Linked DNA regions of Homo sapiens: region 1 is linked to region 2. The links are chromatin contacts, found by Hi-C or POLR2A ChIA-PET in ENCODE. All regions are on one chromosome and are shown on one strand. Each heading gives the region's core, a stretch centred on a gene start or an enhancer-like site at or near the end of the contact. The rest is flanking DNA. Distances are from core to core; before and after follow the strand shown. Region 1 holds the start of MAGEE1 (MAGE family member E1). Region 2 holds the start of NAP1L2 (nucleosome assembly protein 1 like 2).

Region 1 (2,908 bases), core at 49-2,548, 3.2 Mb before region 2:
GATTGGCAGTACGGAAGTGCTTGGTCCCTCACCGGGAGTGGGCGGCACGGAGGTGCTCAACTCCTCAGTGGCGGTGGGCGGCACGGAGGTGCTCAGTCCCCCACCAGGGGTGGGCGGCACGGAGGTGCTCGATCCCTCACCAGCAGTGGGCTGCACGGAGGTGCTCAGGCCCTCGGTGGCGGTGGGGGGCACGGAGGTGCTTGATCCCTTACCGCGGGTGGGCACCAAGGAGATGCTTTGTCCGTCAGAGGCGGCGGGCAGCACGGAGGTGCTCGGTCCCTCACCAGGAGTGGCCGGCACGGAGGTGCTCGGTCCCTCATCACGGGTGGGTGGCACGGGGGTGCTTAGGCCCTCAGTGGCGGTGGGCGGCACGGAGGTGCTCGGTCCCTCATCAGGAGTGGCCTGCACGGAGGTGCTCAGGCCCTCAGTGGCGGCGAGCGGCACGGAGGTGCCTGGTCCCTCACCAGGTGTAGGCAGCACGGAGGTGCTTGGTCCCTCATCAGGGGTGGGCACCACGGAGGTGCTTGGTCCCTCATAGGCTGTGGGCGGCACGGAGGTGCTCGTTCCCTCACCAGGGGTGGGCGGCAGGGAGGTGCTCGGTACCTCAGAGGCGGTGGGCGGCACGGAGGTGCTAGGTTCCTCAGAGGAAGTGGGCGGCCTGGAGGTGTTCCGGCCCTCAGAGGCGGCAAGCGTCACAGAGGTGCACAGCCCCTTAGAGATGGTGGGAGGCCCGGAGGTGCTTAGGCCCTCACTGGGGGTGGGCAGCACGGAGGTGCCAGGTCCCTCAGAGATGGTGGGCTGCCCGGAGGCGCTTGAGGCCTCAGAGATGGTGGGCGGCACAAAGGTGCTTGGGCCCTCAGCGGAGGTGGGCAGAACGGAGGTGCTTGGGCCCTCAGAGGCGCAGAGGCCCTGGAGGATCTGGGAATCGCTGGGACCCTGGGGGACGTCTGAGCCTGGCACATCAGCGGGGAGACCGGGGGCATTAGGGGCCTGCATTTCGCCCCAGCTGCTGTTGTGCGCAGTAGCCTTTGCAACGCGGCGGCGGCGGCGGCGCGAATTCTGGCTTACCAGAGACATGGTCCTGCCCACCGGCGTTGGCGTGTAGGAGCAGACACCGACAGGCCCGCGATCTGGCAGAGAGGACGGGAGGTGTGTAGGTGCCTCGGCACAAAACTGCCGCTAGCGGTAATGATGTTGCTGCTGCTGCCAGAACCAAAGTTCCAAGCAACTGCTGAAGCTGAAATTAGAGGTGGTGAAAAAGGCAGGCACTGGCCAGCAGTGAATGCTAGTCTCACTGTACTCTGCTTCTCACACCCCGCCCTCTGCCGCAGTCCGCGCAGGCGCAGACTGGCTCTGCGGCAAGGCGAAATCGCCCCGCCCCGCCCCTCCCCTGGGCCTGAGAAAGTGGATGCGGTGGTTCTGCACCAAAGGAGAGCACTAGCAGAAGGGAAACTTTGGTAGGGTGAAGCAAGGAGCTTAGAGTAGATGCATTAGGGAGTAAAAATGGAAATAATAATAAATACTTCTCAGATTTAGGGTACGATTGGAGGGCTTCTACACAGAGTGCCAGGCACTTAATAGATTCTCAAAATTGGTAAATATCATTGAGATTTGCAGTTTTCCCGAAGCTGTTTCAAAGAAAATGTGCATTGTCTCTGGAAGGGTAGAACCCCCATCCCTGACCATGTCTCTTCTATCACTTTCTCCATTTATGTGTCTAACTCCTCCCCTAATGTTGTGAGCTAGAAAGAACTCTTTCCTAGAGGGTCTGAATGCCTGAAATTTAGTACCAATTAGGGAGCTTCGAACACGCTTGAAAAGCCCAACATTCCCAGCCCAAACTTTCCCAGTCACCCAGGCTTTAGTGGGAAAGCCACTAAAACTCTTGAAAATTTGTTTAATTCTTTCACTCCACAATCACCTGCTCATTTAATAGAGCTTTTGTGAAAGTCAGTTGAGATACCGAGTGTTAAGGGATGTGTTACCTGCTCTGTTTTGCTCTATTACTCTAGCACTTTTGAGCAGATCCAACCCTGATCCCTTTATTCATTCACTCAACAAACACTGGTCATCTATCCCGAAGTTACAGTTAATCTCTTTGTCATCAAGGAGCACCCGATGTAAAAATGGGAGTCAGAGAAAAAGTAAAGCTAAATTTTCTAGAAGTTTGTAAAGAATGCAGGGGATGGCAGGGTCAGTTCTACCTGTAGATGCAGAAAAGGCTTCATAAAAGAGGAGATGTTTAAAAAGATGAGTGGGTAGATATTTACCAAAAGGACAAGGATGAGAAAATCATTCCAACTGAGAGTAGCACGGCAGCAGTGAGTAAGAAAGAAAACACTGAAGAGGACGGGCAGGCTGTTTTTAGAAGTAGGGGAGAGAGAGAGAGGAAGAGAGATAGAGGGAAAACACTAACTTTCTGACACTCACACAACCACTACAATTCAGCTTACCACTATTGACCCTTTATTGATATGTTTATATCTTGCTGCAAACATTTATTATATGTTGTCTTTCTTTATATCTTCTCAAAAATCTGGGAGTATACTTTTGTCTTTTTTTCTTTTTTTTTATACTTTAAGTTTTGGGGTACATGTGCAGAATGTGCAGATTTGTTACCTAGGTATACACGTGCCATGGTGGTTTGCTGCACCCATCAACCCATCATCTACATTAGGTATTTCTCCTAATGCTATCCCTCCCCTATCTCCCCACCTCTTGACAGGCCCTGGTGTGTGATGTTCCCCTCCCTGTGTCCATGTGTTGTAATTGTTCAATTCCCACTTATGAGTGAGAACGTGTGGTGTTTGGTTTCCTGTTCTTGTGTTAATTTTCTGAGAATGATGGTTTCCAGCTTCATCCATGCCCCTGCAAAGGACATGAACTCATCCTTTTTTATTGCATAGTA
Region 2 (2,700 bases), core at 118-2,617:
TGAACCATCATCACCATACATCTCCAGAATATTTTCTTTTTCTTGAACTGAAACTCCATACACATTGAACAATAACTTCCTTTCCTCCCTACCCCAAGCCTCTGAAAACCATGTTTCTACTTTCTGTCTCTGTGAATTTGACTGCTCTAGATACCTAATTAAAGTAGAATCATACAATATTTGTTCTTTTGTATCTGGTATTTTCACTTAAAGGAAAAATTTATCTATAAACTGACAGAATTTAGAAATAAATACAACAATATGTAAACAGTTTTAATATCTGTGATAGTAACAAATTCTTTAAATCTGGAAAATAATAGTCACTTAAAATTTTAAAAAATTGTTCAATTAATAAATGATCCAAGTTAGAAATATGAACAAAATAAACCTCACCAATAATTACTATAGAGAGGAAATTTTAATTACTGCAAAGCTTTCCATCCTATAAATACATTATCAAATAGTTTAACCATTTCTTTAATGCTGAGATTTAGATTATTTCCAATTAACTCAAAAGCATCAAGCAAATGTTATGATTTCTAAGAATAAACATAACTTTCCATTTTGGCTTTTGTATATATGTATATTTCTAACGGCTGTTAAAGCCAGCATTAAGAAGGAGAAGCAGAAAGTCAGTATTGGGACTGGGGTTATTTATAAGCCAGGCAACTGGTTAATTGTGGTTAATTGTCTGGTATGTTTACTAGTCACGTAGTTGTATACACCATACTAGTTTTTCATCACAGGCCCTCATTCGCCCCCACTGCCATCGGACTTCCTCCTCCTCCCCTCACAGGAAATGTTTCGAGAATTTTTCAACCTAAAATCATATAGCTTGTGAAAAATACCGACAAACATAATATAGAATATTTAAATAACTGACACGCCACCTAAAGACCATCAGTGCTAATTCCTGGTGTTTTTAATCTTTGAAGCGTTTGTTTATCAGCTCTTCCACCATCCACCTCTCCCCTCCCCAGGTCCCCGATCTAAAATCAAAGAGATTGATTTAGGATGGGTGGGTGCCTTGTCTTCTCTCATTGTTCGACATTTTAGTTACGTTTTCTCTGAGCTCTCTGGAAAGCATAAAAGTATAATATCTGTTAAAAGTTGGATGAATGAACTAATGAACGCAATGGGATTCCAGAAAACTCTGCGGGAGATGGGCTAGAGGACGAGGAGGAGGTGGATGAATCAGCCATGTTAGAGAGCCTGGGAAGGTGAGCAGAGTTGAAAACTTGATAGATCTAATAATTTACTGGCTCTGGGTTTGTCAGTCACTACATTGCAGCAAATGAGATTAGAGCATAGTTGTGGGAGGGAAGGAGGTGACGCAGCAATCTATTTGCACCTAGAAATTTTAGGCAAGTGATAGCTGCGTAATCATACTGCGGCACCGTTTTTTTCTTGCAGCAGTAGCTGCTTGCGGAGGAGGTCTGCCCACTGCAGCTCTCTGCAGTCTCCGGCTCTCTCCTGCAGGATCGGTCAACGCAGCCGTCGCCGCCCTCTGCACCCAGCCCAGGTCGCCACTGCTTCAGTCCGGTTCTCAAAGCCTCAGCACCATCTTTTATCCCCGAGCAGCCTGGATCGTCGTTCCCTCAGTCCGGACGCCACTGCTAGGTCCGACCACCGCCGCTTCTGATATTTCGGTGAGTCTTTTCCTGTGGAGGTTTGGTCTCCCGATCTCTGTGGTAGCCACCTTAGGCGTGTACGGTCCTTTGAAAAATGGCCGAGTCAGAGAACCGCAAGGAGCTGTCAGAATCCAGTCAAGAAGAGGCTGGTAATCAGATAATGGTGGAAGGGCTCGGGGAACATCTGGAGCGCGGTGAAGATGCCGCTGCTGGGCTTGGAGACGATGGGAAGTGCGGTGAAGAAGCTGCCGCTGGGCTTGGGGAAGAAGGGGAAAACGGTGAAGATACTGCTGCTGGGTCCGGGGAAGATGGGAAAAAAGGTGGCGATACTGATGAGGACTCAGAGGCAGACCGTCCAAAAGGACTTATCGGTTATGTTTTAGATACAGACTTTGTTGAAAGTCTACCTGTGAAAGTTAAGTACCGTGTGTTAGCCCTTAAAAAGCTTCAAACTAGAGCGGCCAATTTAGAATCCAAATTCCTGAGGGAATTTCATGACATTGAAAGAAAGTTTGCTGAAATGTACCAACCCTTACTGGAAAAAAGACGTCAGATCATCAATGCAATCTATGAACCTACAGAAGAGGAATGTGAATATAAATCAGACTCTGAGGACTGTGATGATGAGGAAATGTGTCATGAAGAGATGTATGGTAATGAGGAGGGTATGGTACATGAATATGTGGATGAGGACGATGGTTATGAGGACTATTATTATGATTATGCTGTGGAAGAGGAGGAGGAGGAGGAGGAGGAGGACGACATTGAGGCTACTGGAGAAGAGAATAAAGAAGAGGAGGATCCTAAGGGAATTCCTGATTTTTGGCTAACTGTTTTAAAAAACGTTGATACACTCACTCCTTTGATTAAGAAATATGATGAGCCTATTCTGAAGCTCCTGACAGATATTAAAGTTAAGCTTTCAGATCCTGGCGAGCCCCTCAGTTTCACACTAGAATTTCACTTCAAACCCAATGAATATTTCAAAAATGAGTTGTTGACAAAGACCTATGTGCTGAAGTCAAAGCTAGCATATTATGATCCCCATCCCTATAGGGGAACTGCGATT

Evidence for each region. Hi-C counts contacts between places; a loop is a spot of excess contacts on that map. ChIA-PET counts read pairs that join two places held with the same protein, here RNA polymerase II (POLR2A). Pooled maps may share reads with other maps.
Region 1: a loop to region 2 is called in a map of naive thymus-derived CD4-positive, alpha-beta T cell, with 15 times the contacts of the local background. The contact joins the promoter of MAGEE1 here to the promoter of NAP1L2 in region 2. A Hi-C loop is called at or near these places in 1 of 168 maps with a recorded cell type or tissue (naive thymus-derived CD4-positive, alpha-beta T cell) and 4 of 50 pooled maps. POLR2A ChIA-PET finds 5 or more read pairs at or near these places in 1 of 52 experiments (T-cell).

Annotation. Positions count from the first base shown.
Region 1 is chrX:76,426,100-76,429,007 of GRCh38, reverse strand. It overlaps MAGEE1 (MAGE family member E1), which reads right to left and starts at 1,298. Exons shown (of 1, transcript NM_020932.3): 1 at 1-1,298. The coding sequence starts at 1,077. RefSeq lists enhancers at 441-570, 1,041-1,250.
Region 2 is chrX:73,213,518-73,216,217 of GRCh38, reverse strand. It overlaps NAP1L2 (nucleosome assembly protein 1 like 2), which reads left to right and starts at 1,367. Exons shown (of 1, transcript NM_021963.4): 1 at 1,367-2,700. The coding sequence starts at 1,726.